Linked DNA regions of Homo sapiens: region 2 is linked to region 1. A link is an interaction called in ENCODE POLR2A ChIA-PET data of the cell type or tissue named here. Cell type or tissue: IMR-90. All regions are shown on one strand. Each heading gives the region's core, and the rest is flanking DNA. Links, peaks and the distances in the headings are about the cores only. Region 1 overlaps LOC105374894 (a long non-coding RNA gene). Region 2 has its middle 49 kb from the start of CDYL-AS1.

Region 1 (11,138 bases), core at 2,039-7,038:
CCCTATGAATGGTCAGCTTCCTTGGGCAGAGTTCAGTGCAAATGAGGTCAAGGCTTGGCTCTGGAGGCAGGCCAGTGAGCTCCAGTCTATTTTGTGGAGAAAGACTCCCTCTAATTCCAAATGCCTTTATTGAACACCTAATATTTTCCAGGTCCTGTGCTAGGGGCTAGGAAGACAAAGAGAAACAGAGTCACATCCTCCCACAAAAATCCATGAGATGTCGGAGAGCCGAACTTGTAAACAGCCATCATCAACACAAAGAAGGATGCACTGATGCTCTCTAGAGGCTCACAGGAAATGATTCATGGGCATAGAGGTAAGAGACATGAATTCTGCTTGCATATTCCCAACGAAGTGTCACAGGAGAGAGAGTATTTGAGCCAGACTTTGATTGAGAGTCAGGGATAAAAAATTGTTGGTGACATGTATTTGGTGCTTTACATTTTGTAATTTCACTTCAATGGAATTTTGGTAGGCAGAGCACAGCCGAGGTGTTTTAATGTAGAAAACTGTAGGATTAGGTATACGTGGGCAAAAAGATGTAAAACTTCATGATATTTCCAGCAACTAGGCGTTTGCATTGTTACTGGGGTGCTGTTGCTTCTACTTCTCAGTGGACACGGAATCTATCCAGGAATGTTCCTGATTTACATCAGATAGATTTACATCAGGAACATACCTAGATTTATATCAGGAACATGCCTACATAGATTCCCATAGCTGTCTACATAGATTCAGATCTATGATTTTACACCAATGTCTTCAATTCCAAACAGCACCTCAGGGTTCAGTTTAGTTTTCTCACTTTCCATATATAAATGTATATATTTTTTGAGACGGAGTCTCACTCTGTTGCCCAGGCAACAATCATGCAATGGCGCGATCTCGGCTCACTGCAACCTCCACCTCCCAGGTTCAAGCAATTATCCTGCCTCAGCCTCCTGAGTAGCTGGGATTACAGGCGCCCACCACCACGCCTGGCTAATTTTTGTATTTTGAGTAGAGACGGGGTTTCACCATGTTGGACAGGCTGGTCTTGAACTCCTGATCTCAGGTGATTCACCTGCCTTGGCCTCCCAAAGTACTGGGATTACAGGCGTGAGCCACTGTGCCTGGCCTCACTTTCCATATTTGTAACTCCCTTCTCCACAGTGTTCCTGGAGAATAAAGTGCACTGAGATAGAGAAGACAGATGTGAAGGATGGTTTGGGATCTGCCAGGGAGGTCCCTGAGTGCCATGATAAGATAAAAGACTCTATCTCTTAGGTATGGGTGAGTTATTCAAGGTTTCTGAGAAGAGAGTGATAAGATTAAATCAGAAGAGTAAAGTTAACAGACATTTAAATAGAATCAAATAAGGTTTTTAGGTAGAAAGGGAAGGCCTGGGGACATTTGTTGCAGAGTGGTAAAAATGATGTTGGACTGAGTTCAACTTGGTTGCTAGATAGCTCCATACTGCAATGCCCCTGTGTGATAAGCTCAGCGTATTCCTTCACATTCTGGAATGCTTTTTACTTGGAATCTGAAAGTCACTGTGGAGGTGCTCAAGAGGTTACACTGTGCTTGTTTACCCATCATCCATGTCATAACAAGGACCCATTATTACGCAGGAGGGAGATTTCTTTTTTTTTTTTTTTTTTTTTTGAGACGGAGTCTCGCTCTGTCGCCCAGGTGGGACTGCGGACTGCAGTGGCGCAATCTCGGCTCACTGCAAGCTCCGCTTCCCGGGTTCACGCCATTCTCCTGCCGCAGCCTCCCGAGTAGCTGGGACTACAGGCGCCCGCCACCGCGCCCGGCTAATTTTTTTTGTATTTTTAGTAGAGACGGGGTTTCACCTTGTTAGCCAGGATGGTCTCGATCTCCTGACCTCATGATCCACCCGCCTCAGCCTCCCAAAGTGCTGGGATTACAGGCGTGAGCCACCGCGCCCGGCCAGGAGGGAGATTTCTATATAAGGATTTTATAAATGGATAACCTGTGTCACAATGAGGCTGGAGTTCATTGTCAGAGGACACTGGAATCCTTCTTCAATGACTATGTGTAAGTCAGGATGTCTTTTGTGGAGAATAATTGAAAACCCAACATGAGAAGCTTAAACAACAAGGAATTTTAATCACTCCCGTGGCTGACAGTCCAGAGGAATCAGGACAGGCTCGATCCAGTGGCCCCAGATCTTTCCCTGTGATCCTCTTCGCTCTGCCTTCTTCTCAGGCTGGCAGTGAGACGATCACATGATTTTTGGGGTCTCATCTCAATGCCTGGCATTATCCAGAGGAGGAAAAAAGTTTCAGAAAGTCTTCATAGAAGGAAAAAAGACTTTTCTAGAAGTTTTCAGTAATAGTAATAGTCTCCTTGTATCTTAAGAACATTTCTTTCCATTTGTTTTATTTTCTTTCTATTTTTTGAGAAACAATCTCAAATTTAGAGAAAACCTTCAAGAACAGTACAAAAAAGTTATTTCTCTGAATTATTTGAGAGTAATTTGCTGACGTGAAATTCTGTGCACCAGGATAATTTAGCGTATACTTCCTGTGGAACAAAGACATTCTCCTACAAAGCCAAAATTCTAAATCACAGACACCATTCAAGGTTTTTTGTTTGTTTGTTTGTTTGTTTTTTTAGATGAAGTCTCACTGTGTCACCCAGGCTGGAGTGCAATGGTGCAGTCTCAGCTCACTGCAACTTCCACCTCCTGGGTTCAAGTGATTCTCCTGCCTCAGCCTCCCTAGTAGCTGGGATTACAGGCATATGCTACCATGTTCGGCTAATTTTTGTATTTTTAGTAGAGCCAAGGTTTCACCATATTGGCCAGGCTGGTCTCAAACTCCTGACCTCAGGTGATCCACCTGCCTCAGCCTCTCAAAGTGCTGGGATTACAGGTGTGAGCCACTGCGCCCGGCCTTCCATTCCAGTTTTGCCACTTGTACTGATAATGTCCTTGTAAAGGATGTCCGACTTTCATGACCTTGATATTTTAAAAGACTGTAGCCCAGTTATTTTATTGAAGGTCCCTTGGTTTGGGTTTATCTGATGTTTCCTTATGATTGGATTCAAGTTTTGCATCTGTGGCAGGAATACCACAAAAGGTAATGTGGTGTTTGTTTCATTGCATCTTATCACCTGGCACATGATTTTGATTTGTTTCATCATGGGAGATGTTAGTTTTGACCACTTCATTAAAGCAGTATCTGCCAGCCTTCTTCACTGTAGTTAACTTACTTTTCCTTTGTCATTATTAAGTTGTAGGAAGGTACTTTGAGACACTGTGAATACATACCTTCTTATCAAACATTTAATGTCTTAATTTATCTATATATTTATATTAGTATGGACTCATGAATTCCTAATTCATTTAATGGGTTATGATCTCTAACTACTGTTATTTATTTTGATACTGAGATTCTCCTTTATTTGACTGGTAGGAACCTTTAAGCTGGACTCTGTGTCCTTTTGAAATGTCTCCTAATTCTTTGGGCACATCTTACTTTCTGGTAGAATAAGATGTTCCAGACTCATTTTGCCCTTTCCTTGCTCAAATCATGGAACCAGCCATTTTTTTTGGTAAGTAGTCCTAGCTCCATTTAGTGGAGAAAGATATTTAGAAGCCAAAATTTGGATACTAAGTATTCTTATTGCTACTGGGTTGTTATTGCTTCTAGAGTCTCTCAGTGAACAGGGCTAGGGACTCTATACTGTTATATATATCTGCATTTACATCTATGTCTATTTCTACACCGATCAATCTATATATTGAAATCCATGACTTCACACCAATGTCTCCAATTCCAACACACCACAGGGTCAAACTAGTTTCTCTCTTTCCATGTTTGTGATTCCCTACTCCAAGAGTGACAAACTTGGCTACCATAATTCTCATCCTATTTGTTCATTTGACTAATCCCCAATGTGTAATCAATTTCCCATTGCTGTAGTCTTCCCCTCCCAACATCCTGCCCTCCCTTGATAGTAGCATCCTCTTGTTTCTAATCGGCTTTCACAGCCATGTCTGATCCAGTCACTGAAAAGGGGATGCAAAAACCTTTATTTAGACCAACAAATCAAAGCTGCCTCTGGAGCTGGGGTGGGGTCATCTTTCATTGGGACACGTGGGCTGTGTATAGGAGAGGTAGATATCTAAAAATAATTCAAAGTTCTCTAAGAAAAAAAGAAGGGAGAATCGATGTTGAGTTAGCAGTAACAGTGCTCACTAAAGAGCTGTACAAACACATTCCTGTTATTGAAAACAAACATGTCAAACTGAAGGCAGACCTCTTGCATCATCTTTCTAACGATGGGAAGCACAACTCCTTGGTGCTAGAGCCAAGGAACAATGTCTGACTGCTGAGAAAAGAACCAATAATGTAAACAGCCTCCATGAACAGCAAACTATTCAGACAAGAATTCTGGAGCAGAGCCCAGGGCTTAAGTCATGGCAGAATAAATATATTCTGAAATCACAGCCCAGCTTTTCCCTATCTCAACCCCCTCCCTGTTCCCTTCCCCATACAATTATTTGGATTAAATGTATGTGAATTCAAAATGTTAAAGACATTGACAAATTTCTGTATGGAAATGTTGCAAAAAGTTCCATTTTCACCAAAGCGTTGATGAATGCGGGCTCCTCCATACCTGGGCCACCTGAGCCAACATGATGTATTAATATTGCCAGACTTACGCACTTTTTCCATTCTGAAAATTGGCACTTGTGGTTGTTTGGATTTGCATTTATTTAATCATAAATAAAGTAAAACATGTTTTCATATGGTTAAAACATCATTTTTGACCAGGTGCAGTGACTTATGCCTGTAAACCCAACATTTTAAGAGGCTGAGGTGGGAGGATCACTTGAGGACAGGAGTTCAAACCAGCCTGGGCAACATAGTGAGACCCCATCTCTACAAAAAATAAACAAAATTAGCTGGGCATGATGGTGCTTGCCTGTGGTCCCAGCTGCTCAGGGGATAGGGAGCTGGGATGGGAGGACAGCTTGAGCTTGGGAGGCTGAGGCTGCAGTAAGCCAAGATCATGCCACTGTACCCCAGGTTGGGTGACAGAGTGAGGTCCTGTCTCAGAAAAAATCATTTTTATGTTCTCTGTGAAAGCCTATTTATATACTCTACTTTTCTTCATTGCATGTATTATTTTTTTTCTTACTGATTTGTAAGAGCTCTTTGTATATTGAGAAAATTACAATATGATCTTGTGATATGAATTGCAAATATTTCACCTACTTTGTTTTTAGGGTAGTTTTTTCTGGTTAACATTTTTTGCCTTTTATGTTATCAGATGTATCAATCTTTTGCTTAAGGCCTTATGACTTGAAGAATTAAATTCTGTATAAAGCGTGTTACTGCTAAGCCCTGCCCCTCCCTGTCCGCATCCATCCCAAGCAGTCTGGTTTCTACCCCAAGATCTTAGCCCTTCCTCTGTCAGGATGGACACTCAGCTGAGGCCTTTCATGATGTTCCTTTGTCATAAACTGACAGCCCATGGTATTCTAGATGCTGTTCTAGGTGCTGGGGATGCAAAGATTCAGGTGAAGAAGGCCCAGCCTGTGCCTCCCAGGAGCTCAGAGTCGGGTTGTGTGAACAAATAAGTTAAATAAAGTCTATGATAAAAGTCTGTACAGGGCAGAATGGAGCCAAAAACAAAACAAAGTCAAGAAAGTTTTTAAAAGGCGGTGACCCTTGATTTGGGTCTTGGAAGTGCCACAGGTTTTCACCAGGTACATCAAGAGTGAGTGGAGAAGGGCATTCCAGGGAGAAGAAGCATCTGGGGTCCAAGTGTGGCTGCCACAGAGGGAGGGCACATCTGCCAGGCAAGAGGGTCCAGATCACAGAATCCTGAGGTTGGGCTTTGCTCTGAGGGCAACTGAAGGGTTTTAAGAAGAGAGAGGTAATCAGGCTTGTAATACAACACTGCTCTTGACAGCAGGGTGGAGGGATGGCGGAGGAATGGCAGAATTAGAGACCCAGAGACCGGATACAAAACCACAGTTCATGTGACACTTACAGAAGGCCAGGACCTAACAGTGAGTAATAGGAGGGTGGAGAGCAGAGGATGAGTGTGAAGGAGGAAGACTAGTGAAGTTTGGGTGTATTAGAAGGAGGCGGTTTGCATATTGGAGAGAAGGAGGCGGAGTGGGGAGTGACATGGAATGCAGGATTGAGGAGGACTCCGAGTCTCTTTCAGTGTGGAAGGTGCTGCTGACACTGAGGAGGGAACACAGGACAAGGTGGTTTAGTTTTGGGCTTACTGTGTTTAAGGAGTCAGTGCGATATCCCAGTAGAGATGACCCATAGGCCGTCACTGGGAATAAACAGCTATGGGTCTGGAGAGAGCCTAGGCTGGAGACAGAGATTTGAATTAGTCATCAGTGATGGGGAGGCCCTGACAGTGGATGGGATGGCCAAGTAGTGGTGTGAAGTGCTGCATCTTAAGTGTGTATTTTAATTTAATTTAATTTAATTTAATTTAATTTAATTTAATTTAATTTATTTAAGGGCAGAGTCTCGCTCTGTTACCTAGGCTGGAGTGCAGTGGCATGATCATGGCTCACCGCAGACTCAACCTCCCCAGGCTCAGGTGATTATCGCATCTCAGCCTCCCAAGTAGCTGGACTACAGGCACGCACCACCACACCCGGCTAATTTCTGTATTTTTTTGGAAAGACAGGGATTCGCCATGTTGTCCAGGCTCGTCTCGGACTCCTGGGCTCAAGCAATCTGCCTGCCTTGGCCTCCCAAAGTACTGGGATTACAGGCATGAGCCACCGTGCTCAGCTTTATGTGTATGTTTTAATTTAACAAATATTTACGTAGCACCTGCTATCGACCAGGTACTTTATACATACTTGTTCATTTAAAACAAATACAACTTTTAGGAAGACACTATTATTACCCTCATTTTGCAGATGAGAGAGCTGAGGCTCAGAGAGGTTCACCAACCTGCCCAAGGTCTTGCAGGTCAAAGTGGCAGAGACGAGGCTTGAACCTAGGTTCTCTGGCCCCAATACTCATGCCCTCTACCACCACACTGTGCTATGCTGCTACTTTATACAGCATGTTGATTGTCAAGGAAGTTTATAGGAGTGAGAATAACTACAACTTATTTTCTCCTGGGACCCAGGGATCTTTGTATAAAGACTCTACTCCCTGCCCTTACACGGAGACATCTATGAGTTGCGGAGGAGCCTTTGATTTATGGGTGAAGGCACCATGCTACCTGTATCTCTTCTCTATGGATGCAGGGCATTGAATGACAGAGAACAGCTGACAGGGAGGGCCACTGGTCCCTCTCACTTCTTGCCAGTTTCAGTTAATTTCCATCTACTTTTTCTACCCCTCCCAACAATGAGTCTTGGTTTTGTGTTTCACCAGGATCCAGATGGTGTTGTAAGTTCATTATTCCCACCATAAATCTTCAAAAAAAAATCACATATCAGTGATAGATAACATATAAAGAGAAGACAACAGATCATAGCCACATTAAAAATCAAGACAAAATTTCTACGGACCAGAAGTGTAACAGAAGCACAAGCCAGGGGGATGTGCTGTCACAGGACTTTTGGATTTAGGTCCTGAAACAGGCACAGTGGATGAGAGTTTATATGCTGCAAAGTCATGGCCACTAAATGTACTTCACATGGGGCAGTGGTCCTGGGCCAGGCTCATTCATGCACCTAGGCAATGGGATTGGGCTCTCCCTGCAAAGGAGGCTGGAAAAAGTTACTGCTGGCTGCATATTCTGTTTCAGGGCCTCTGGCTTATGCAACTACCCAGGGAGGGCTGGAGAAAGGAGATCCAGCCGTATAGCTAGGACTTGAGCCAAGCTGCCTGCTGCGTCAAAGGCAGAATGTGAGGTATCTCACTCACCACAACATGGAATTTCTAAGCCATCAATATAAGTTTTGGTTCAAGACTGGGAGATCTGAGAGAGGGGCAGGTGGAGGTGACCAGCAAACTGCTAGGCAGGGTGGGGTAAGTGGAGAAAGAGGAGAGGAAAGAGGAAGAAGGAGAGGAGAGAGGTGAGAGGAGGGAGGGGGAGAGAAAGAGAGAAGAAGGGGGGAGAGAAAGAGAGAGAGAGAGATTTCCACTCAGTAGGAGCCTATAAACTAAAACTGTTTTTTGTTTTGGGTTTTTTTTTTCATTATTTTTAATTTTATTTAATTTAATTTTATTTTAGTATTATTATTACACTTTAAGTTTTAGGGTACATGTGCACAATGTGCAGGTTAGTTATATATGTATACATGTGCCATGCTGGTGTGCTGCACCCATTAACTCATCATTTAGCATTAGGTATATCTCCTAAAGCTATCCCTCCCCTCTCCCCCCACCCCACAACAGTCCCCAGGGTGTGATGTTCCCCTTCCTGTGTCCATGTGTTCTCATTGTTCAGTTCCCACCTATGAGTGAGAATATGCGGTGTTTGGTTTTTTGTTCTTGCGATAGTTTACTGAGAATGATGATTTCCAATTTCATCCATGTCCCTACAAAGGACATGAACTCATCATTTTTTATGGCTGCATAGTATTCCATGGTGTATATGTGTCATATTTTCTTAATCCAGTCTATCATTGTTGGACATTTGGGTTGGTTCCAAGTCTTTGCTATTGTGAACAGTGCCACAATAAACATACGTGTGCATGTGTCTTTATAGCAGCATGATTTATAGTCCTTTGGGTACATACCCAGTAATGGGATGGCTGGGTCAAATGGTATTTCTAGTTCTAGATCCCTGAGGAATCGCCACACTGACTTCCACAATGGTTGAACTAGTTTACAGTCCCACCAACAGTGTAAAAGTGTTCCTATTTCTCCACATCCTCTCCAGCACCTGTTGTTTCCTGACTTTTTAATGATCGCCATTCTAACTGGTGTGAGATGGTATCTCATTGTGGTTTTGATTTGCATTTCTCTGATGGCCAGTGATGGTGAGCATTTTTTCATGTGTTTTTTGGCTGCATAAATGTCTTCTTTTGAGAAGTGTCTGTTCATATCCTTCGCCCACTTTTTGATGGGGTTGTTTGTTTTTTTCTTGTAAATTTGTTTGAGTTCATTGTAGATTCTGGATATTATTAGCCTTTTGTCAGATGAGTAGGTTGCGAAAATTTTCTCCCATTTTGTAGGTTGCCTGTTCACTCTGATAGTAGTTTCTTTTGCTGTGCAGAAGCTCTTGAGTTTAATTAGATCCCAAAACAGAGATATAGATCACTGGAACAGAACAGAGCCCTCAGAAATAACGCTGCATATCTACAACTATCTGATCTTTGACAAACCTGAGAAAAACAAGCAATGGGGAAAGGATTCCCTATTAATAAATGGTGCTGGGAAAACTGGCTAGCCATATGTAGAAAGCTGAAACTGGATCCCTTCCTTACACCTTATACAAAAATTAATTCAAGATGGATTAAAGACTTAAACGTTAGACCTAAAACCATAAAAACCCTAGAAGAAAACCTAGGCGTTACCATTCAGGACATAGGCGTGGGCAAGGACTTCATGTCTAAAACACCAAAAGCAATGGCAACAAAAGCCAAAATTGACAAATGTTTTGTTTTGTTTTTGAGATAGAGTCTCACTGTGTTGCTCAGGCTGGAGTGCAGTGGTACAATCGCGGCTCACTGCAACCTCTGCCTCCCAGGTTCAAGCGATTCTCCTGCCTCAGCCTCCTGAGTAGCTGGGACTACAGGTGGATGGCACCATGCCTCACTAATTTTTGTATTTTTTTAGTAGGGATGGGGTTTCACCGTATTGGCCAGGCTGGTCTCAAACTCCTGACCTCAGGTGATCTGTCCATCTTGGCCTCAATGACTCTTCTGAGGACAGCTGTTCACCTGCCTAGGGCTGCTACATCATCAAAAATAGCTGCTATTGTATTGAGCCATTACTTCTTTGGATGGTCAAAGATATCAAGGAAAGAAAAACTTATTTAAAAGATGAATAAAAAGTAATTTTAAAAAGGCAGAAATAAAATATCACTAGGTGAATATGGAAAAGAATCAACTTGAAATCCTAGAAATAAGAACAATGATAAATGAAATCTAAAAATTCAATAGATCAAATTGAATGGGAACTCTAGACCAAACACAATTGAAGAGAAAATTGATGAGCTGGAAATATCACCAGAAAGTACTACAGAGTGAAAAAGTAACAAAAAATATGAAAGAGAAGTGAAGAGTCACAGAAGGGAGTTCAAAAAACTCTAATAATCATATAATGAGAGTTCTAGAAAAAGTCGATAATTGATTCAATGGTGGATTGTCATATTTGAAGATACAGATAATCCTTGACTTACGATATTTCAACTTATGAATTTTTTTTACATTATGATGGGGTAAAAGCAATATGCTCCTTAATTTACAATGGGGTTATATCTCAACAAACTCATTCTGAAACTTTATTGGGACATAACCCCACTGTAAGTTGAAGAGCATTTGTATATTGATGAGAATTTTTAAGAGTTGAAAAAAGCCATTGGCTCTTAGGTTAAAAGTGTACACTGAATCAGTAAAAATAAATCCACACATAAATGACTTGTGCATACGCAATGCCAGTGTAACAAAACATTGGATATCAAGAATAAGGATAAAATATTAACGAGTACTGGAAAAAAAACAGTAAATCTATACAAGATGATAATTAGTATGACATCAGACATTTTAACAATGATAGATTTGAGGAGACAATGAAGTAATATCTTCAAAGTGCTGTTGGAAAAAATGGACAACCTAAAATTTTATACCCAGCAAAACTATTATTTACAAATTAAGGCAAAATAAATTGTCAGACAAACAAAGATTAAATGAGTTTACCACTTACAGTTTCTCACAGAAAGAACTAATAGACATGAAATTCCATGAGACAAAAAGTGAACCAAGAGAGAAAGTACAGGATCTAAGAAGCAATGATGCACACAAATAAAGTACTTGGTAATATATATTTTACAAAGATAATCAATGAGAAAAAAGCCTACTTTTTGTGTGTACATTAAAAAAAGAAATGTTCAACATTTAGACAGCATTCACAAGGAAGAGGATGTTCAGTGAGTAGTTGAAACATGCTGAGATTCTTGTCTTGAGAGGAGAATAAAAACGCTGAATAAATTTAACTTTCTTATAAATATTTATGGTTAAT
Region 2 (11,138 bases), core at 3,178-8,177, 150 kb before region 1:
GAGTGCTGGGATTACAGGGATGGACCACCATGCCCAGTCATTTTTTCCTATTTTAAATCAACTCTACATATTACTTTTAAATTATCACATATTTAAAATTTGTATTTCACACATACAAGAGAATATATTATAAAATAAAATGACCTCATGTAATTGACACCGAAAAGAAATAAAACATTACCATCTTCCCCCTCCTTCCACAGATTACTAGTCCCTTGAATTTTCTTGCATATTAATTTTTGCAGGAGGCAATGATTTCTTTTTTTTTTTTGAGACAGAGTCTTTCTCTGTCACTCAGGCTGGAGTGCAGTGGTGCGATGTTGGCTCACTGCAACCTGCATCTCGGCTCACTGCAACCTCTGCCTCTGGGGTTCAAGTGATTCTCCTGCCTCAGTCTCCTGAGTAGCTGGGATTACAGGTGCATGCCACCGCATCTGGCTAATTATTGTATTTTTAATAGAGATGGGGTTTCACTATGTTGGCCAGGCGCTGGTCTCGAACTCCTGACCTCAAGTGATCTGCCTACCTCAGCCTCCCAAAATGCTGGGATTACAGGCATGAGCCACCATGCCCGGCCAGGAGGCAACATTTCAAGACATGTTTTTTGGATCCATAATGGAAGGGGATGAGACACAGAGGGAGCCAGGGGCACCTGACATAGACCCTGGAATTCTTACCATTTGAATTAGATCATGATAGCCCCTTTAAAAGGCATGCTGGCTATTTAGGTAGTTTAATACACTAGCACCCTTTAATACTGTAAGAAGGATTTATGTCTTAACTACTCATAAAGATGAAAATAGGTTGGGAGATCCATGATTTATGTGAACACTTCATGTGAAAAAACCTGGAGGCTTCAGTTAGCTACGAGATTTATATAAGCTGAAGGTGTTAAGTGGTCTTGAAAAAGACAAATACAATCGTACAATGTATTACCAGAAGTGTAACGTTCCGGACACAGGAGAAGTCAAGCAATGGAGTATTCGCACTAGTCAGGATAGCACACTCAATGCTGAGCATCGTTACGGAATGAGCAAAGGAATACCTGCACTTGTTCCAGGCCCAGACGTTGAAAACATGCAAAGAAGCAGCAAACAACAGTGGACCGGTAATCTCATCATTCCAAACAACCACTTTTAACTTTTTTTGGAAATATTTTTCCAGGATATTTGCTAAATAGGTGTTAAAAACTAAGAGGGAGAGCAAGGCGGAATGTGTGCAGAGGAAAGTCACCAGAACGGGGTGGTGAGTGAGGCATGGAATTGCAACTGTGTAAAGAGCTATGTCAGGCGAGGGAGGGAGGCCAACTCTTCTGTGTTGTTTCAGAGAATACTATTGGAATCACAGAGATAGGGAGGACCCTGCAAGGGGATGCTGAAAGAGGTATGTTCTTTTTTTTTTTTTTTTTTTTTTTTTTGAGATGGAATTTCGCTCTTGTTGCCCAGGCTGGAGTACAATGGCGCAATCTCGGCTCACTGCAACCTCCGCCTCCTGGGTTCAAGCGATTCTTCTGCCTCAGCCTCCTGAGTAGCTGGGATTATAGGCATGCACCAGCACGCCAGGCTAATTTTGTATTTTTAGTAGAGACGGGGTTTCACCATGTTGGTCAGGCTGGTCTTGAACTCCTGACCTTGTGATCTGCTCGCCTCAGCCTCCCAAAGTGCTGGGATCACAGGCATGAGCCACCGTGCCTGGCCAGTCTTCACATTTCCTTGACTCTTCACTCTGCTTCTGTAGGAGAACTCAGCTTAGCTCATGAACAAGACTTTAAAATGGACTTGCTGAGCAGGAAGACATTTGGTGCCAGTACTGGAACCGTTACGCTTTGCCTCCAAAGAATTTCCTTCCCTCACTTGGAAGCATGTAAATGACATTACCTAATTATAGAATCTCAGAAAAACACAGAATTAAGTCTCCATGGTTGCTTCTGTAGTTTACCCCCAGCAAAGGTTTGTAATCTCAGGCTGGTTTCACTGTGCCACCCAGAACCCACCTTTATCATTTTCCAGACTACCAGTGGTTGGAGACACTTGTTCTGGTAATATCTCCAGCAAAGCCTCATCAGAAAAAATATATTTCTTATAAGAAAATTGTCTGATCCTTTCAGAATAGAAAAGCTTTTGGGTTTTTGGATGTTTCAAGGTACCTGTACTATTGTCTCTACCTTTTTTTTTGAGACACAGTCTCACTTTATGGCCCAGGCTGGAGTGTAGTAGCGTGATCGTGGCTCACTGCAACCTCCACTTCCCAGGCCCAAGTGATTCTCCCACCTCAGCCTCCTGAGTAGCTGGGACCACATACATGCACCACCATGCACAGCTAATTTTTGTATTTTTTGTAGAGACAGGATTTCACCCTGTTGCCCAGGCAGGTCTCAAACTCCTGACCTCAAGTGATCCACCCGCCTTGGCCTCCCAAAGTGCTGGGATTACAGACATGAGCCACCATGCCCAGCCTCCACCTTTTAATCCTAATCAAAATGTGATTTGGTCATTGTTTTTTTTAGATGATGGATTTCTAATTACTTAAGGAATGGGCCTTCTGCATGTGAGCATGTGAGGACTTCTCGGATCCATGCCTAGGTGTGACAAATATTCTCTTCTCTAAAGCAATGTATAACCTGGGAGTAATCCCAGTTGGTCTGGGCTTTAGATTTGCCAGAGGTCTGAGAAGGTATCAAGGTCTAGAAATGTGGATGTGGCTTTTGCATGCTCAGTCGACTTGTTGATTCTGGTGTGTGTATATGCACGCAAAGTTTCAGAGAAAATAGATCGGAAAAAGGCTTGAAAACAGCCTGAGCAAAAACAGGCTGTAGGGCCTCTTTAGGACCTTGCCGGATGCCAGCACAAGGGATAGTCTGTTTGGGGGAATTTCAGGGGTGGAAAAAAGATGCTACAGAGCTGGGTTTGTGTGTTTGGAGAAGAGGGAATTTTATCCCACTCTGTTGTTGACCTGCTGACTCTGTGCTGTAATTGATGAGTTTCTGTGCCTGACTACCACACTGGGCTGAGTAGGCAGAGAGAAGACATTAAATAAGGGTTAAGTTGAATTGGTTTGATCCTAAGAGGGAGACTGGGACCTGGGAGGAAAGATCTTTGGGAAGGCATGTGCTGGGACTGGGCTTGGGAAGTAGAACCCAGACCAGCCTGAAGCCTGGGTACACCCTGGTATGTACTAAATTAGTGGAATGGCATGGAACTGTGCAAATAGTTAAAGCTGGATTGTAGAGAAGTCATTGTTCCACTTCAGATGGCCAACTGACCTTGAGAACCGGAGTGGGCACAATATGGCAAAGTGCACAGAAAGGGCTCTGAGCCCATGACATCGCTTTGAAGGATGACACTTTCTGATCTCTTTACAACCAAAAGCAGAAAGCTACCCTGGTCACTGAAGCCCTCTGTCCAGGGGCTTGCTGGAATTCCTCGACAAGTGTCCAGTAAAATGGACTTCCTTTCCCTTTAATAAGCAAGAGTCCAAGATTCCTCATCAGGTGTGCAGGGGAATCTGTCCTTTCTGGGGACCTCTGAAGAGTTTAATTAACTGATTTCTCAGTGCCTGGCTTTCATCATCTTTTCCATTTTTCAGTTCAGCCACTAGTGTTCAGGACCTGGAAGCAATAATTGGAAATGTTCTAGAAGCAAGCGGGACGGAAGAGGAAGCCCATGCAAGGATGGGGGAGTGAAGAGGAGGAACCTGAGGCTGAAGAGCCACATGCAGCAGGGAAGCCCACACTGGGGATAGAGGCTTGGGAATGCCCTGGCACAGGCAGTGGCCTCAGGGGTGGTGGCTTCAGGGGTGAGCCCGAGGCAAAGTCCTCCTAAGCAGCCAGTCAATTGGCTCAGATGTGGATCAGCCTACGGCTAATCATCCACAAGCAAGCTTAATTTTGCTGGGTGTGACCAGAGATAAAAGAAGTAACAGTCCCAGTCATTTCATGGGAGCGGAGTGATAACACTCTGAAGAGAAACTGTTTAGTTGAAGAAAGAGTCCTTAAAAAGGAAAAAAAATAAGCAAATTCTGAAGCATGGGTTAACTATCAAATGGGCACTTGTAGGTCGTCTCAGTTGTAAACCCTCTAACCAACAAATGGCTTCTGTCGACAGCAAGGAGCTTGCTGCAATAATCCTGGAGGAGAGGCAGTCACAGGCTCTAAATGTGGAAAATGTTGGTAACCCAGGAGAAAGAGCCAGCAAGACTGAAACCAACCAGTCCTAAACCACAGAAAGAAAAAAGTCAACATACCGTTTGTCACCATGTCACCACCAGCCTTGCTAAAGAGCACTCATTGAGTGCATGAGCCCCCAGGTGGCAGCTGAAATCCTCAGCAAACATGACACTGTATTTTATCACGGTGGCATCCCACCCCAAAGGGCAGCTGGAAGCGGTTTGTCAGGGAAAATTCAAGAAACAGAATCCATATCTACTCAGGGCTTATGCTAAACACAGCATCAAATAGAGGTAGTTGAGAAATTTAATTTCATTTGGTGGAGGGAGGGGGTGGGTGGGAGGCAGGGGATAGTGACTGAACAGAGAGAGGGAGGGAGAAAAGAAAGCTTTGAATAAACAATCAATACTTGGCTGGACTTGTGTGAAGAGAGATGACTTGGTAGTTTTCCTCCTTGTTCTGTCCTAACTCATGCTCCTTACAACAGATGGGCTTGAGCCTGTGGAAGGCTGTGTTGCAAATCCACCCTATGTATGGACAGAAAACCTGTTTTACAGTGTTTGAGAGGAGTTCTTAAGTTCCTCTGCATACATCCATGAGCTTCCTACCCTTCTTCCTCACCTGAATGTATGACACTTTTGGACAAACTGTCATTACTTATTGATTTAGATTACATCAAAGAGGTTGAAAGGAAGAAACCCACACTTCTCTGGAAACTCCTGGTTCAATGGAATGTCCTATTCCTTTCACCCCATTCCTTGTGTTGGCAGATAGCTACTTTGTGTCAGGGAAGTGGAGATACATTTGGAGTTTCTGGTTTTGGGGAAAATATATTTTTTAAATTACTAAAATGTAACATTGTTAAACAAAGTGACTAAAACTATGTATTTAAATGTATATATGCACTTAGGGTAAGGTAGAGAGTTTGAGGGTGGGGAGACTAATTTTAGAGCCTACTTAGTGTTAGGTATTTTTGGAAATTATATTATTTAATCCTTACAACAATCAATGAGTCACCCATTATTTCCCACATTTTACAAAGAGAAGAATGGAGTCTCAGACTAACTTGTTTTCCAAAAATCATAAGCACCCTTCACATGGAGACTTGTCTTTTCATGAGACATTAGCTGCCATGATGATATCATTGTGTGAGGAATTTCTGCAGTTTAATGCTAACAGAATGAAATCTAATTTTATGATACATTTATTCGACTTTTTTTTTTTTTTGAGACAGGTCTCACTCTCTCACCCAGGCTGGACTAGAAGGCAGTGATGCCATCTCAGCTCACTGCAACCACTGTGGGCTCAAGCAATCCTCTCGCCTCAGCCTCCCAAATAGGTGGGACCACAGGTGTGTGCCAGCATATCCAGCTAATTTTTTTTTTTTTTTTTTTTGAGACAGAGTCTCGCCCTGTCCCCTAGGCTGGAGTGCAATGGTGCGATCTTGGCTTACTGCAACGTCTGCCTCCCAGGTTCAAGCAATTCTCCTGCCTCAGCCTCCTGAGTAGCTGGGATTACAGGTGCGTACCACGCCTGGCTAATTTTTGTATTTTTAGTACAGACAGGGTTTCACCATGTTGGTCAGGCTGGTCTGGAACTCCTGACCTTGTGATCCGCCCACCTCGGCCTCCCAAAGTGCTGGGATTATGCGCGAGAGCCGCCACGCCGGCCTAATTTTTTTGTATTTCTTGTAGAGACAAATGTTGCCCAGGCTGGTCTTGAACTCCTGAATTCAAGTTATCTGCCTGTGTACGCCAAAGTGCTGGGATTACAGACATGAGCCACCGTGCCGGGCCCATTTATTAGAATTTTAACCTCTAAATCTTGGATTAATGGTGATGGAAAGAATAAGACATGGGGACCATTTTGGAGCTGACATTCGTGATGATTTCCTGTGATGTTCCTCCTGTAAATTTCAGTCGCCCTTAGCAAGTCAGGAGTTGTAGACAACAGATAAATGCAGTGAAACGCTGCTTGGTAATTTGCTCTTTTGTTTTTGGCTTTGACAAAAATGGACACATTTTGGAAAAGCACAGAGATGCTCACCTTTGATAAGAGTGAGAGGTGACAGCGTGTCCGGAGTTTGTTCACAGCCCTCGCTCGCTCTCGGCGCCTCCTCGGCCTTGGCGCCCACTCTGGCCACGCTTGAGCCCCTCAGCCCGCCGCTGCACTGTGGGAGCCCCTTTCTGGGCTGGCCAAGGCTGGAGCTGCTTCCCTCAGCTTGCGGGAAGGTGTGGAGGGAGAGGCGCGGGCGGAACCGGGGCTGTGCGCGGTGCTTGCAGGCCAGTGCGAGTTCCGGGTGGGCGTGGGCTCGGCGGGCAGGTCCGCCCGCAAGCCCCGGAGGTGCAGGTCCACCAGCAAGCCCCGGGCAGTGAGAGGCCTAGCACCTGGGCCAGCAGCTGCTGTGCTCGACTTCTCGCCGGGCCTTAGCTGCCTCCCCAGGCCTCCCAGCGGGGCAGGGCTCGGGACCTGCAGCCCGCCATGCCTGAGCCTCCCCACCTCGCTGTGGGCTCCTACGCCGCCGGAGCCTCCCCCACGAGCGCCGCCCCCTGCTCCACGGCGCCCAGTCCCATCGGCCACCCAAGGGCTGAGGAGTGTGGGCGCACAGGCGCAGGACTGGCAGGCAGCTCCACCTGCACCCTCGGTGCGGGATCCACTGTGTAAAGCCAGCTGGGCTCCTGATTCTGGTGGGGACTTGGAGAACCTTTATGTCTAGCTAAGGGATTGTAAATACACCAATCAGCACTCTGTATCTAGCTCAAGGTTTGTAAACACACCAATCAGCTAGACACAAACCCTGTGTCTAGCTCAGGGTTTGTGAATGCAGCAATCGACACTCTGTGTCTAGCTAATCTAGCGGGGATGTGGAGAACTTTTGTGTCCAGCTCAGGGATTGTAAAGGCACCAATCAGTACCCTGTCAAAACGGACCAATCAGCTCTCTGTAAAACAGACCAATTGGCTCTCTGTAAAATGGACCAATCAGCAGGATGTGGGTGGGGCCAGGTAAGAGAATAAAAGCAGGCTGCCCGAGCCAGCAGCGGTAATCTGCTGTGGTCTTTTTCCACGGTTTGGAAGCTTTATTTTTTTGCTCTTTGCAATAAATATTGTTGCTGCTAATTCTTTGAGTCCACACTGCTTTTGTGAGTTGTAGCACTCACCCGAAGGTTTGCAGCTTCACTCCTGAAGCCAGTGAGACCACGAACCCAACGAGAGGAACGAAGAATTCCAGACGCGCTGCATTAAGAGCTGTAACACTCACTGCGAAGGTCTGCAGCTTCACTTTTGAAGCCAGCAAGACCACGAACCCATCAGAAGGAAGAAACTCCAAACACATCCGAGCAGCAGAAGGAACAAACTCCGGACACGCTGCCTTTAAGAACTGTGACACTCAGAGCGAGGGTCTGCGGCATCACATTTGAAGTCAGTGAGACCAAGAACCCACCGATTCCGGACGCGAGCAGGTTGCTTCAGGGTATAGACATTTGGCACAGTACTGCAGCATAAACCCATCAAGGTAAGCCCTGACATGTTACACGAAAGACACCCTCACCTTTGGAATTATAAAGAGGGGACAGGCTCGGCATGGTGGCTCACGTCTATAATCCCATCACGTTGGGAGGCCAAGGTGGGTGGATTATATGAAGTCAGGAGTTTGAGACCAGCCGGGCCAACATATAATGAAACCCTGTCTCTACTTAAAAAAAAAAAATACAAAAATTAGCTGGGTGTGATGGCACATGCCTGTGGTCCCAGCTACTTCGGAAGCTGAGGCAGGAGAATCATTTGAACCCAGGAGGTCAAGGTTATAGTGAGCCAAGATCATGCCCCTGCACTCCAGAGCCTGGGTGTCAGAGCAAGACTCTCTCAAACGCGCACAAAAAGTGAGGGGACAGATGCAGGACTCAAACTAGCACAGGTATGTGGGATGAGTAAAATAATTTCACGGATACATAAATCTCTCTTTTAATCCCCAGGGCTCATTCATTCTAACCGAAAGCAGATCAGGAGCCATAAGGAATGAATAACTTGATTTTGATTTAATTCTGCAGGGACCGGTTAGACCTAAACACTCAGTTTTTGGCACTAGTGAGTTGTCTCAGTATGTGCCTAAAATAACGACTTGATGTTTCCCTTAGATTTTTAAGTTGCCAAGAGCAGGGGCCAGGCTTATGTGTTGTTTGTGTGCCTTCAGACTCACTCTGCCCTGCTCTGTGGCTTGGGGTGCTGACAGGCGAGGACTCCATCAACAAGCCCCCTTCCTCTGCCTTGTAGTCAGATTTACCCAGTGGGAGGCACAGTGCTAGTCTGTAGGGTGGAGGAGGGGAGGGCTTGCCGCCTCCTGCTGGGTCGTGGTGAGTTCAGGTTGGACAGCCTCCTCTGCCTTTTCAGGTGCTGGCAGCCCCCACTCTTGCTAGCCCAGGATGCTTCTCTGTTCATTGTTTTCTCTAACTATGCCCACACCTCTGTAAATAGCCTCTTTGTGACACTGTCGTCAGATCGCCCAGTTTGGCTGTACTGTCCGTCTCCTGCCTGGACCCTGACTGATTCCTGCTCAGCACAGTGCAGTCATCCTTGGTATCTGTTGGGGATTGGTTCTAGGACCCTAGGAATACCAAAATCCACAGATGCTCAAGTCCCTGATATAATGGCATAGTCAATGCGTATAAAACTTCATCCTCCTGTGTACTCTAAATCATCGCTAAATTTCTTAATATCTACTGCCATGTAAATGCTATGTAAATAGTTATACTACATGGGTTTTAAATTTGTATTATTTATATTGTTGTATTACTTTTACTGCAGTTTTACCCCCAAATATTTTAGATCCATGGTTGGTTGTATCCATGGATATGGAACCTGTGGGTATGAAGGGCTGCCTGTACTTTATACACAGAAGGCATTCAATAAAGGCTGTTTAATTCAGTTAAAGGGAGTGGTCTTGATGATTTTGATATTTTCATTCAAAGATTGCTTATGCTAGGGTAATCAGTTGCCTCAGTTTGGTCTGTGGGGTGTTCCCAGGACTGTGGGCTTTATTTTATTTTTTGAGACAATGTCTCACTCTTATCACCCAGGCTGGAGTACGGTGGCACGATCTTGGCTCATTGCAACCTCTGCCCCCTGGGTTCAAGCAATTGTCATGCCTCAGCCTCCCGAGTAGCTGGGATTACAGGTATGCACCTGCACATCCAGCTAATTTTTGTATTTTTAGTAGAGATGGAGTTTCACCACGTTGGTCAGGCTGGTCTCAAACTCCTGGCCTCAAGCCATCTACCTGCCATGGCCTCCCAAAGTGCTGGGATTACAGGCATGAGCCACTGTGCCTGGCATGAACTGTGGACTTTAAAACAGTTTTAGTTTTAAAACTGTAGCAGTTCTAGATTAACCAGGATGAGTTGGTCACTGTGGCACGTACTCTTTTTAAAAATCTTTACTTGGTATTTGACGAACATTTTCTTATCTTTCGGAAGATTTCTATAATCATAATTTAATTAGTTTTTGTGTTTTTTTAAATTTTTTCTTTGTTTTCTTGAGACAGGTTCTTGCCAAGTAGCTGAGGCTGGTCTCGAACTCTTTACCTTAAGCCATCCTCCCACCTTGGCCTCCCAAAGTGCTTAATTTTTTTGTTGAGATGGGGTCCTGCTGTGTTGCCCAGGCTGGTTGAACTGGCCTCAAGTGTTCCTCCCCCCATTGGCCTCCCAAAGTACTGGGATTAAAGGTATAAGCTACTGTGCCTGGCCTCTGAAGTTGTTTATTAAAAAATATTTCTCTGGCCGGGCGCAGTGGCTCATGCCTGTAATCCCAACACTTTGGGAGGCTGAGGCATGCGGATCAAAAGGTCAGGAGTTTGAGACCAGCCTGACCAACATGATGAAATCCCGTCTCTACTAAAAATACAAAAATTAGCCAGGCACATGCCTATAATCCCAGCTAGTCAGGAGGCTGAGGCAGGAGAATGGTGTGAACCCGGGAGGTGGAGCTTGCAGTGAGCCGAAATCACGCTACTGCATTTCAGCCTGGGCGACAGAGCAAGACTCCATCTAAAAAAAAAAACCCCAAAAAACAAAAATTCTTAATTATGATAAAGTCTGTGTCTGAAACTATTCAGGTAAATTCCTGTGAAGTGGACAGAGCATGTATTGCCATTTTGTGTCTGTTTGAATCTTTTCACTCTCCAGGGAATTCACCCAAGGAAGTGTGAGACAGCAAGCAGTGACGTGTAAGTGTTTCTTAGGAAGTTCTGGGCCAGGCATGGTGGCTCATGCCTGTAGTCCCAGCACTTTTGGAGGCTGAGGTGGGTGGGTCAGTTGAGGCCAGGAGTGGATAGCAGCCTGGCCAACAGGGCAAAACCATCTCTGCTAAAAATACAAAAATTATCCAAGCGTGGTGGCACACACCTGTAATCCCAGCTACTAGGGAGGCTGAGGCATGAGAATTGCTTGACTCCTGGGAGTCGGAGGTTGCAATGAGCTGAGATCATGCCGCTGCACTCCAGCCTGGGTGACAGTGCAAGACTCTGTCTTAAAAACAAAAATAGAAAAACAACACCCCTCCCCTCCCCTCCCCCAGAAAAGTGCTCTCTTCGGCAGCACACAGGGTAAAATTGGAAAGATACAGAGAAGATTAGCAAAATACATTCAATTTTTTTAAGAAAAAGGAAATAAGAGAAGGACTACGTGCTGCATAGTGAAAAATAAGGTTGTTTGAATGTGGTTTCTAGTTGAAAAAACGCTGTTAGGCAGTTAAAATAATAGTTTATTGTTTCCCTATCCTTCCTGCATATGGTTATCCTGAGAAATAGAAAGATATTGACATATTATGAAAAGCATACTTTAATAGTCTGTGTTACTATTTATTGGTATTTTTTAGCTCCTCAGAGGCAGATCAGCTGGGCAGAGGCAAATCAATTGGAAAGAAAAAGCAGCAATCCCAAACCAAGCTAACATTTTGAGAAAAAATCTTTATTTATG

Evidence for each region. ChIA-PET counts read pairs that join two places held together with the same protein. Peaks named below come from ENCODE experiments on the same cell type or tissue, not always from the same donor. Only the 100,000 strongest peaks of a DNase experiment are listed, where the experiment ranks them.
Region 2: POLR2A ChIA-PET joins it to region 1 with 7 read pairs; 2 of 35 experiments call an interaction of 5 or more read pairs at or near these places.

The regions. Positions count from the first base shown.
Region 1 is chr6:4,570,817-4,581,954 of GRCh38, reverse strand. LOC105374894 (a long non-coding RNA gene) reads left to right here. Exons shown (of 4, transcript XR_007059418.1): 2 at 152-316. Among named protein-coding and RNA genes, the nearest start is that of KU-MEL-3, 34 kb to the left of the region's middle. In IMR-90, for the core only: no CTCF peak of the experiment used is centred there; a DNase peak (open chromatin) is centred at 4,334; H3K27ac peaks cover 267 bases.
Region 2 is chr6:4,720,954-4,732,091 of GRCh38, reverse strand. It overlaps a transcript of CDYL not described here. Among named protein-coding and RNA genes, the nearest start is that of CDYL-AS1, 49 kb to the left of the region's middle. RefSeq lists enhancers at 1-76, 5,958-6,505. In IMR-90, for the core only: no CTCF peak of the experiment used is centred there; no DNase peak of the experiment used is centred there.